4 separate regions of the Homo sapiens genome follow, and regions 2, 3 and 4 are each linked to region 1. The links are chromatin contacts, found by Hi-C or POLR2A ChIA-PET in ENCODE. All regions are on one chromosome and are shown on one strand. The core of a region is the stretch at or near the end of the contact, and the rest is flanking DNA. Distances in the headings are between cores, read along the strand shown.

The links. Hi-C counts contacts between places; a loop is a spot of excess contacts on that map. ChIA-PET counts read pairs that join two places held with the same protein, here RNA polymerase II (POLR2A). Pooled maps may share reads with other maps.
Region 2: a map of CD8-positive, alpha-beta T cell shows a loop between it and region 1 (18-fold over the local background). The contact joins the promoter of NCLN here to the promoter of KLF16 in region 1. A Hi-C loop is called at or near these places in 1 of 168 maps with a recorded cell type or tissue (CD8-positive, alpha-beta T cell), 1 of 37 single-sample maps with no recorded cell type and 5 of 50 pooled maps.
Region 3: a loop to region 1 is called in a pooled map, with 17 times the contacts of the local background. The contact joins the enhancer-like site here to the promoter of KLF16 in region 1. A Hi-C loop is called at or near these places in 1 of 37 single-sample maps with no recorded cell type and 7 of 50 pooled maps. POLR2A ChIA-PET finds 5 or more read pairs at or near these places in 1 of 52 experiments (HEK293T).
Region 4: a loop to region 1 is called in a pooled map, with 6 times the contacts of the local background. The contact joins the promoter of ZNF77 here to the promoter of KLF16 in region 1. A Hi-C loop is called at or near these places in 4 of 50 pooled maps.

What each region holds. Positions count from the first base shown.
Region 1 is chr19:1,862,309-1,864,840 of GRCh38, reverse strand. It overlaps KLF16 (KLF transcription factor 16), which reads left to right and starts at 1,262. Exons shown (of 2, transcript NM_031918.4): 1 at 1,262-1,800. The coding sequence starts at 1,344. RefSeq lists silencers at 1-119, 190-1,289, 1,620-1,799, 1,850-2,019 and a promoter at 169-1,373.
Region 2 is chr19:3,184,667-3,187,198 of GRCh38, reverse strand. It overlaps NCLN (nicalin), which reads right to left and starts at 1,269. Exons shown (of 15, transcript NM_020170.4): 1 at 985-1,269. The coding sequence starts at 1,168. RefSeq lists a silencer at 783-1,352 and enhancers at 1,863-2,002, 1,309-2,191.
Region 3 is chr19:679,717-682,248 of GRCh38, reverse strand. It overlaps FSTL3 (follistatin like 3), which reads right to left. Exons shown (of 5, transcript NM_005860.3): 3 at 1,760-1,975; 4 at 689-916; 5 at 1-599. The coding sequence ends at 541. Among named protein-coding and RNA genes, the nearest start is that of FSTL3, 4.6 kb to the right of the region's middle. RefSeq lists enhancers at 218-766, 767-1,316 and silencers at 1,137-1,236, 1,427-2,206, 2,237-2,532. Within about 2 kb of position 1,273, at least 41 of the 41 ENCODE cell types and tissues checked have a DNase peak (open chromatin) inside an H3K27ac peak, as active enhancers do.
Region 4 is chr19:2,943,713-2,946,244 of GRCh38, reverse strand. ZNF77 (zinc finger protein 77) reads left to right here and starts at 1,274. Exons shown (of 4, transcript NM_021217.3): 1 at 1,274-1,407. The coding sequence starts at 1,405. RefSeq lists an enhancer at 879-1,038 and silencers at 1,109-1,358, 1,499-1,578.

The DNA.
Region 1 (2,532 bases), core at 13-2,512:
CGAGGGGGGCCGCCCAGTTTCTGTGCCCCCGCCGCCTTGGGCCTGCGAACTGGGCCATCCGCGTCCCTGGTGTCCCCCCTAATATTTAACAAGTTGGCCTGGACGTCCTCGCGGCCGGGAGGCCCGAATACCTGGCCTCAGTTTTCCCGTCCGAACCCCAAGAATCGATGCCTGGGAATGGAAAGAGAAGCCCCGGACCCCGGTGTCCCAGCAGGGCGGGGAACCTCTGACCCGCTCAGGCGCCCCCAGCCCAGCCCAGCCCTTTGCGTTCGGCCCCCTCTTCCCGTCCCCCTATCCCGACCCTCTGGGACCCAACCGGCCCTCCCCACCCCCAGTGGGGCGCGCTCTAGTAGCTCCGGAACTGGGTGCAAAAAGAGGAACGAACGCAGCCTTGCCCCACCCTCCCGGGCCCCGCCGCGGGCGCGGGATACCGGGTGTCTCGGCCGGGAGGCTCCGAGGGGCTCTGTGAGCGGCGAGGGGGAACCCCAGAGAAGAGGACGAGCAGATGCCTGAGTGCGGGGTCAAAGCAGGGCCCCAGGCCGGGAGAAGAGGGGGGAAGGGTCGCGCACGTGGCCTGGGGGCGGGGCCGGCCGCTTCCGCACCCCTCCAACCCCGGCCACGTGGGGATCGGAGCCCTCCTCCATCGCGAACGGGGGCGCGCCCGGGGCCAGGAGGGAAGCATCCGGGGAGGGGGCGGGCTCCCGCCGGCCGCGCGCCCCGGCGTGGGGTGGGCGCGCCAGCGAGGAGGCGGGGCGCGCTCTGGGAGGGAGGGGCGTGCCGGGATGGGGCGGGGCGCGCTCTCGGAAGGAGGGGCGTGCCGGAGAGGGGGCGGGGTCCTCGGCCTCCCGCCCCGGCTTGAGGGGGTGGTGCTCCGGGAAAGGGTACGGGGGCGCGCGCTGGAGTGGGGCGCGCCGGGAGGGGGCGGGGCTCCCGGCCTTGCACCCTAGCGCGGAGAAGGCGCGCTCCGGGCCTAAGACGCTAGGCGCTGGCGGAGGCCGGAGTGGGCGCGCCGGGGGGCGGGTTCCTCCGGCCCGAGCCCCGCCCCCGGCGGCCGCGCGCGGCTCGGAGAGTGGTGGAGGGCGCGCCGGGCGGGGGGCGTGGCTGCGGCGCCCCGAGGGGGCGTCCTCCGGGCGGGGCGGGCTGTGGCCGCCCCCGCGGGCTCCGGTGCGTCAGGACGCGTCAGGCGGGGCGGGGCAGGCCGAGCGCGGGCGTCGGCGGCGGCGCGCGCCGGGCCTCCTCCTCCTCCTCCTCCGCCTCCCGCACTCGAGCAGCCGCCGCCGGCCGGACGGACGCCGCTCCCGCCGCCTCCGCTCCGCCCGCCGCGCCGCGCGCCCTTGCTCGGCATGTCGGCGGCCGTGGCGTGCGTGGATTACTTCGCCGCCGACGTGCTCATGGCCATCTCTTCGGGCGCCGTGGTGCACCGCGGGCGGCCCGGCCCCGAGGGCGCGGGCCCCGCCGCCGGCCTGGATGTGCGCGCGGCGCGCCGCGAGGCCGCCTCACCCGGGACCCCGGGGCCACCCCCGCCGCCCCCCGCCGCTTCTGGCCCGGGCCCCGGCGCCGCCGCGGCGCCCCACCTGCTGGCCGCCAGCATCCTGGCCGACCTGCGCGGCGGACCCGGAGCCGCCCCGGGGGGCGCCTCGCCCGCCTCCTCCTCCTCAGCCGCCTCGTCCCCGTCCTCGGGCCGCGCCCCCGGCGCCGCGCCCTCCGCCGCCGCCAAGAGCCACCGCTGTCCCTTCCCGGACTGCGCCAAAGCCTACTACAAGTCCTCGCACCTAAAGTCGCACCTGCGGACGCACACAGGTGAGTGCAGCCGCGATCCCGGCCCTTGCGGGGGCGGCCGCCTGAGACCCCTCCCCCGCCAGGACCCCGAAACTGCGTGGCGCGTGGGGGGCGGGGAGGGGGGCGCGCCCGGGCCGCCGCCGCGCCGGCCGGCAGGGCGGGGCCTCGGTGGGTGGGGCGCGCGCGGGGGGCGTGGCGGCCACGCGGTCGGGCGGCGAGCGGATGGCCGCCCCGGCGGCAGTGGCGGGGGCTCCGGGGGCCCAGCGAGGTCTGCGGGCGGGATTGAGACTCCTGGGCAGACCACCTCTCTCCCTTTCTGGGCCTTGTTCCGTTTTTTTTTTTTTCTTTTGCGTTCTGGTCTGGGCGGTGGGCACCGTGGTTGGAGCATCCGGCTCTGGGGTTCTGGGTTCTCCCCCTCCCCCAGCCTCAGTTTCCTTATCTGTGAAAATGGAGGAGGAACCGCGTCGCCGCCGCCGGGGTGGCCGCGCGGATTCTCCCCAGAGGTCGGCAGAGCACCTGGCGTGGGGCCAGGATGGGGGGAGCCCGGCACGTTTTCTCTGCGTTCTCTGTATTTTAACGAGGGGGAGGGCGAGGCTAGGAGCGCGGGTTGGGGCCTGAGTCTGGGCGGGGGAACTTCATAGTATTGGAGGACCCTCGAGGGGCTCGGGTCCACACTGCTGTATTTCCCTGGCGTGTTTGTTCACCCCTACCTGGCGGGCGATTCGGGAAGGTGCGCGTAGTTGGAGCGCTTCG
Region 2 (2,532 bases), core at 20-2,519, 1.3 Mb before region 1:
TTGAGTGGGAGACTTGCAGAATGCAAGGGCAAGGGGGTGCGAATTTGGAAAGGGAAGAGGAAATCCTGGAAAGATGGAACAAGTGGGGTTCTGGGAAGTGGGTGTGAGGAGGCTGAGCTGAGGGCGTGGGTATGCATCAAAGGCGGGACAGAAAGGGGGTCAAAGGGAACCCCAGGCGAGTGGACTGAACTGGGGACGTGGGAGGAGACCAGGGAAGCTGGGCTAGCAGATTCTGAAACATGACTCACGAACTGGGACCAGAGAGCGTCAGGGGTCTGGGGACAAATGTGCCCTTGACGTGGGGGCCGGTGACTAGAGCGAGAAAATTCAGGGGAGTTGAATTTGGGCACTGGACAAAATGCACTTGGCACCCAGGGCCGTGGGAGGGGGTGGGGAATGCTGGACCACCGCGTCGGGTGGCTCAGCCTGGCAGAAATCAGTGCAGGGACCTTTAACTCCAAACGCAGTCAGCTAAAGGCGAGAGGCCTGGGAACACGGACGTGACCCAGTGAATCCAGAGACCAACCAGATGGTCTCCAGAACAGGACCCTGGGAGCTGGAGGTCAGGACGGGAGCGTCTGCTCAAGTGAGCCCGGACCAGGAAGCCTAAGGGGCGGAGGGGGCCCAGGAGGGAGAAACTCGGCAAGGCAGGCAGACGCCGGCCCAGCTGGGGACAGGAGAGAGGGGACTTAGGGCTCCAGGGACGCGGGACGCTTGGCCCGGCCATGGGTTCCGGGGCAGGGAGACCTAGGCAGGGGCCGGGGGCTGTGGGAGCGAGCGCGGGGGGTCCCTGGGCGCTAGGCAAGGAGAGCAGGGATTCCAGGGCGCCCGGGGGTCCAGGGCGGCAGGGCTCTGCCTCGCCTGGGGCCTGAGCATGGGTCGGGCAGCCCAGGCCGGAGCTAGGGATCGGCCTGGGGATCGCCGGGCCGGAGTGGCGTGGCCGGGGAGCCCGGGGAGCCCCGAGGGTGGGCCGGGGACACGCACCGTAGGGCTGGCCCTGCAGGTCGTACTGCTGCATGCGGTACACGGTGAACTCGTGCGCGGCGTCGGCGGCAGGCAGCGGCGGCGCCACCAGCAGCAGCACAGCGGGCAGGAAGACGATGAAGCCGAGCGGCAGACAAGACGCCTTCAGCATGTTCTCCAGCACCTCGCCCGCTTCCTCCAGCATCCTGGCCGGCGGCGGGGCCGCGCGGGGCGGCAGCTGGGACGGGACGGCGGCGGCGGCGGCTCCCGCGGACTCACCTCGGCATGGGTAGCCGCCGGGGTCCTGCGGGCGCCGCGCGGGGCAGCCCGCACTCGCCCTGAGGTCCTGTGGGCACCGCGGCGAACCGCCCCGCCAGCCGCGCTGCCTGTCGGGAATTGTAGTCCGTCCGTCCGGCGCTCGCGGAGCCCTGTGGGAGTTGTAGGCCCACTCTGGAACTCCCGGAAGGTGCGGCAGGCTGTTCGGCTAATACCGTTGAGGTTTCACATAAACTCCAAGTCATAAAATGCAATAAAATGCTTTAAAAAACTATTTCGCGATATCACTTTCTTAACCTTGTCTTTGGCGTTGGGGGAGCTAGGGTGAGGGGCGAAAGGTGGGGACAGGACGTGACCTTGCGACCTGGAAGGAAGTTGGGGATAAAGAGAAAAGGAAGTGCCTGCCTGGCGCGCTAGGTCTTCTGGGAGTTGTAGTCCCGTCAAACACACAAAGGGTCACGGGAACTGTAGTCGTCCTGGCAGAAATTGCTGAGAAAAACAAAAATCACTTAAAACTCCCGAGGATGTAGATGTCAAACTCCACGAAGGCAAAAACTTTTGTCTGTTTTGTGCATATGATGTATCCCCGGCATCTAGCACAAGACCTGGCGCACGGCGGGTGGCCTATACCATTTTTGAATGAATGAATGAAAAATAGAAAGTCATGATAGTCAGTTCCTAAGGGAGGCCGCAGTGGGTTGTGGGACTTGTAGTCTGGAACCTGCGGTTTGTGCAGGGGTCGGTGGCAGGTATTTATATTTATCTTTATTCATATTTGGGGCATACTTATACTAAAAAAGTATTTGTTGTTCATCAGAAATTTAAAGTTAAAACCCAGTGTCTCAGGGCTGGAGGTACCTAAGGAACGTCCCTTTGTACAGATGGGGAGACTGAGCCCCAGGGTGCAGCAGACAGTAGCCCTGGCTCTCAGCACGTTATCATCCCAGGCTCCGTACAGCTGCCTAAGGAGTCAGGGCTTCCTTTCTGTCCCAAGTGAGAAGTGGCATTGGTGCCGATTAAGAGCCTGGGCTCAAATCCCAACTCCTCCATTTCCCAGCTGTGTGGCTTTGGGCAAGTCGCTTCACCTCTCAGAGTCTCAGTTTCCTCAGATATAATGATAAAGAATCAAGCACTCTCCCTGCCAGCAGCATGTGAGAATTCTGTTTGTTTGTTTGTTTGTTTGTTTGTTTTTGAGATGTAGTCTCTGTCACCTAGGCTGGAGTGCAGTGGCTTGATCTCAGCTCACCGCAACCTCCACCTCCTGGGTTCAAGCAATTCCTGTGTCTCAGCCTC
Region 3 (2,532 bases), core at 24-2,523, 1.2 Mb after region 1:
CACCCAGGCTAGACCCTCCGTACTCACCCAGGCTAGACCCTCCGTACTCACCCAGGCTAGACCCTCCGTACTCACCCAGGCTAGACCCTCCGTACACACCCAGGCTAGACCCTCCGTACACACCCAGACTAGAGGCTTGGGGCTGAGAAAAGCAGTCATGCCTCTTCAGGAATTACCAGCAGAGAATGCCCAGCCCTCTTGATAGTAGCAATAATTAATAGGTTTATCCCCAAAGGAGCGGAAGTGTGGAATCCTCCCCGGCAATAGGTCTTAGGGTAGGGGCTGGGGCATCCTAGAGAAGGGCCCTAAATCAGGCGCTCAGTGTCCGGAACGCAGGTCTATCCCACCCACCAGCCGGCCCCCAGGCCTCCCTTCCTCAGTCCTTCCAGGATATCGTCAGGGAGGTTCTGGGATCCCCAAGTGGTCCGAATCCGGGCTCTAAGGAGTGTCCGTGGCATATAAATTAGACTCTGCTGTGGCAATAAATAACAGGGGATGATGGGGGGCCTCGGGCACCAGGCCCAGGCCTGTCCTGCAGGCTCACACGAAGTTCTCTTCCTCTTCTGCAGACTCACCACCTGGCGGCTCCTCAGGGGTGCCTGCAAGGGTCGATAAGAGCATTGAGGGCGCAGGGCAGGGGGTTCTCCGGCCCCCAGGACAGGCCTGTGCCCCCGCCCTGCGTCTGCACCTGCGCAGCTGCCCGCGTGGCGCACGCCGATGGAGCGGCCCAGGAAGCAGGTGGCCTGGCGCATGTGGCACGAGGAGATGTAGGTGACGTTGTTGTTGCCGCAAAGCTCCTGGCCGGGGCTGGAGGGCACAGGGCAGGGCGCCGCTCGACACACCACGCAGTGGGCGCTGCCCGTCTGGTCCACGACGCACGACTGTGGCCGCGGGCACACCACGTGCTCACAGGACTCTGCAGGCCGGGTGCCAGGGGAAGTTCAGGGGACATCTCGCTGAGAACCCCGCAGGGCTCTTGGCCCCAAGACCCACCCTTAACCCCCAAGATGCGAAAACCCTCTGGTAGGAGACACAAGCACCCCCCCGCCCCCCGTGAGCCCCCCTCTCCATTCCACCCCTCAGGCTCCACCCACAAGCCCTGCCCTTCCCATTGTACCCAGGAGCCACACCTCTTTCGTGAGCTCCTGCCCCTTATGCTACCCAAAGCCCCGCCCCTCCGCGACTGCGGGGCCGCCCACCCAAACTCCACCCACAAATCCCCGCCCATCTCCACCCAGGAACCACGCCCCAGCCAAGAGCCCCGCCCCTTACATGACCCAGTCTCACCCCCCTGGTTCCATCATGCCCCTCTGGTTACACCCACAAGCCCCTCTCTGAGTCACGCTCCCGCTCTGACCATGCCACATACCTCTTGCCCAGTGTGAGCCCCCAGAGGCCCACTATTTTCCAAATCCCAACCCTACAAAAGACCCTACCCCGTGATACTCCCTCGGAAGTATAAAGACGCCCTTACTCAGGCCCCACCGCCACCCATGTGACCTGTCCTGGGCTGGAGGCCCCGCCCCTACGCACTGCGGCAGCGGCCCCGCCCCTCCAGCAGGCCCCGCCCCTCCAGCAGGCCCCGCCCCCGCAGGCCTGGCCCTCACGCATTGCGGTAGCAGCCCCGATACGTCACGCTCAGGTCCGGGTGGTCCCGCCCCAGGCCCCGCCCCCGCCTACTGCGGCAGCAGCCTCGATACATGACGCGCAGGTCCGGTAGGTCCCGCCCCGCCCCTCCACAGACCACGCCCCCACGTACTGCGGCAGCGGCCCCGGTACATGACGCTCAGGTCCGGGTGGCCGCGGCAGCGCGCGGCGCGCAGCTCGCACTCGTCGCGGTAGGTGGCGCCGTCTGAGCCGCAGACCTGCAGCCGCGCCGGGAGCCCCGAGCAGTCGGGCGCGCACTCGCAGCGCGGGCGGCCCCCCAGCATGCGGCACGCCTTGCCCGGGCCGCACTCCACGCCGTCGCACGAATCTGCGGACAGAGGACACGCGCGTGGGGCCGGGCGCGGGAGGGTCCCGGGCGTGGGGCCGCGCGAAGGCCTCGGGGCCCCTCCCTGCGCCCCTTCTGCAGGGCGGAGGCGGGGGCGCCGTCCCAGGTCAGGGTCAGTCGGAGTCGGGGCCCTCGGGTTCCCAGGGGCAGGGCTCAGGGTCCGGGCGCGGGACCGGTGGGGCCGAGGTCCGCGCTGCGCCTGCGCTGGGGGGCGGGGGCTGGGCTCGGTGCGCGCGGGCCGGGGCGGGGGGGGGTCTCTGCCCGGAATCGGGGTCCAGCGGAGCTACGCAGCCCCGGGCCGCTCCTCCTTGCAGCTGGCTGACGTCTGCTCCCGATGCACGCGCTCTTCTGGGAAGGCCGGAGGGGCCCCAGCTGCGTCAGCCTGGGGTGTTCCGCCCTTGCCAGGCGCGAGTCTGGGGCTGCCAGGACCTTCCCCCAGGAGGCGTCGGGGAGGGCGGGGCGCTGGACGGCCCTCCTGGCCTGGGGAGCGATTCCAGGGGAGGGGGCCCCCCACAGCCCTAGGCCTCTGAACCAGGAGC
Region 4 (2,532 bases), core at 25-2,524, 1.1 Mb before region 1:
GCCCAGGCTGGAGTACAATGGTGAGATCACAGCTCACTGCAGCCTCAATCCCCACGGGCTCGAGCGATCCTCCTGCTTCAGCCTATCAAGTCGTTGGGACCATAGGCGCACACTCCTTTATTCCCAGCTAATTTTTGTATTTTTTGTATATATGGGGTTTTGCCATGTTGCCCAGACTGGGACAAAGGTTTATAAAGGAAAAAAAAAATTTTAAATGAGGATTACATCATTTTTCAGAAATAATTATCCTTGTCTACAAAGATCAGTAACAAGGGTCACACCAGTCTGAGTGTCCCTGTAAAAGTATTTTTTGTTTAAGCCTGTGGTTTTTGTAGAGTCTTTTTCGTTATTAAGCATATAAATGTGAGACCTCTCTCTTCATGACCTTACGTGGTTCTGTTTGTGGGAGGGCTGCTTTTTTTTTTTTTGAGACTCAGTTTCGCTCTTGTTGCCCAGGCTGGAGTGCAGTGTCCTGATCTTGGCTCACTGCAATCTCCGCCTCCTGGGTTCAAGCGATTCTCCTGCCTCAGCCTCCGGAGTAGCTGGGATTACAGGCGCCCGCCACCGTGCCCAGCTAATTTTTGTATTTTTAGGAGAGAAGTGGTTTTCGCCATTTTGGTCAGGCTGGACTTGAACTCCTGACCTCTGATGATCCGCCGGTCTCCGCCTCTCACGGTGCTGGGATTACCGGCGTGAACCACCGCGCCCGGCCGAGAGTTTTAAGAACACAGGGAGCGCCTGGTGGGGTCCGGCCTCCTGGGGCCTCGTCGTCTGGTCTCCAGATCTCCAGGTCTCTGGACCCCAGGCGTCCGCGCCCACGCGGGACAGCACGGTGACGTCACGCACGCGGGTCCCGCCCCCACGCAGGACTCCGCCCCATGGGACTCCGTGCCCTTCCTCTCCTCCCCGCACGAGGGGCCGCTCCGAGGGGAAACTGAGTCTGGAGTTGCCGTGCAGTCAGGGAGGAGGACGCCGCGCCCTCCCTGGACTGGAGTGAGTTCTCCCAGATCCGCGGCTGCCCGGCTAGAGGGTCAGCCACGCGTGTTCTCGACGAGCCCGTCACTGAGGAGAGAATTATCCAATCAGGACAGGCAGGGGCGGGGCCTAGGGAACTGTCCAATCAGAGACGTTAATCCGAAGCGGAGCCCTGCCCAATCAAGGGCGCTAGGGGGACGGACTGGAGAATTCTCCAATCAGGGGTGCGGAGTCGACAGCACTGTCCAATCAGAGTCTCCACTTCCCGAGATCTGTCCAATCAGACCCCGAGGACGGTAAGCCGAGTTCCCCTCTGCCTTGCGCGCTTCCCCGCCTACCCCGAGCGGCTCAGGTGTCCTGTCGTGCTCACCTGCGCCGGTCGCTGGACCGCGGGGCGCTAACCCTGGAGAGCCCAGGAGCGGGCGGGACATGGTGAGTGCCGGGCGGGAGCCGAGCCCGGGCCCAGGGCGAGGTGGGGCGGCAGGAACCGGCTTCCGCCCGAGTTCGCAGCCGGAGAAAGCTGAGGGACGCGCGGGGCGGCGCACGACGAGCGCCTGGGCCCCGGGGACGTGGTCACAGCGGCCGAGGGGTAGGGCTGGGGGCAGTCTGGGGTGACAGCAAAAGCGGTCAGGGGCTCGAGGGGTAGTTTCTGGGGACAGTACAGGTCAGGAGTTTGGGGAGAGCTTGTGGGGACAGCAGAGGTGGTCAGGGGCTTGAGGCAATTTAAGTGGACAGTAGAGGTTTAAGGGGCACAGGGGCAGTTTGCGGGAACAGACACGGTCAGGGGCTCGGCGGCAGTTTGGGGGTTCAGTGGAAGGGAGTCAGGCTCAAGGGCAGATTAGGGGGCCAATAGCAGCGGTCAGGAACTCGGGGACAGTTTGAGGGGGCCGTAGAGGCGGTCATGGGTTTGAAGGGGCAGTTTTGGGGGACAGGTGATCAGGGGCTCGAAGGCAGTTTAGGGGGACAGTAGCTGCAGTCGGGAGTTTGGGGGCAGCTCGAGGGGACAGCAGAAGCAGTCAGGGGCTCAGGGGCACTTTAAGGGGGGCAGTAGAGGCGATCAGGGGCTTGAGGGAAGTTTGGGGGGACAGTAAAGGGAGTCGGGCTCGAGGGATGTGTTGGGGGACAGTAGAGGCAGTCAGGGGATCGGGGAGAGTGGGAGGAGAGGGCAGGAGCCGTCAGGGGCTTGGTGGTCAGTTTGGGAAGGTCTGCCAAGGAGGAGGTGGTGCCCTGTCCTGGAGCCTGTCAAATAATAAAATCCTGGGCCGGGCGCGGTGGCTCACGCCTGTAATCCCAGCACTTTGGGAGGCCGAGGCGGGCGGATCACCTGAGGTCAGGAGTTCCAGACCAGCCTGGACAACATGGCGAAATCCCGTCTCTACTAAAAATACAAAAATTAGCCCGGCGTGGTGGCGGGCGCCTGCAATCCCAGCTACCAGGGAGGCTGAGACAGGAGAATGGCGTGAACCTGGGAGGTGGAGCTTGCAGTGAGCCGACATGGCGCCGCTGCACTCCAGCCTGGCGACAGAGAAAGACTCCGTCTCAAAAACAAAAACCAAA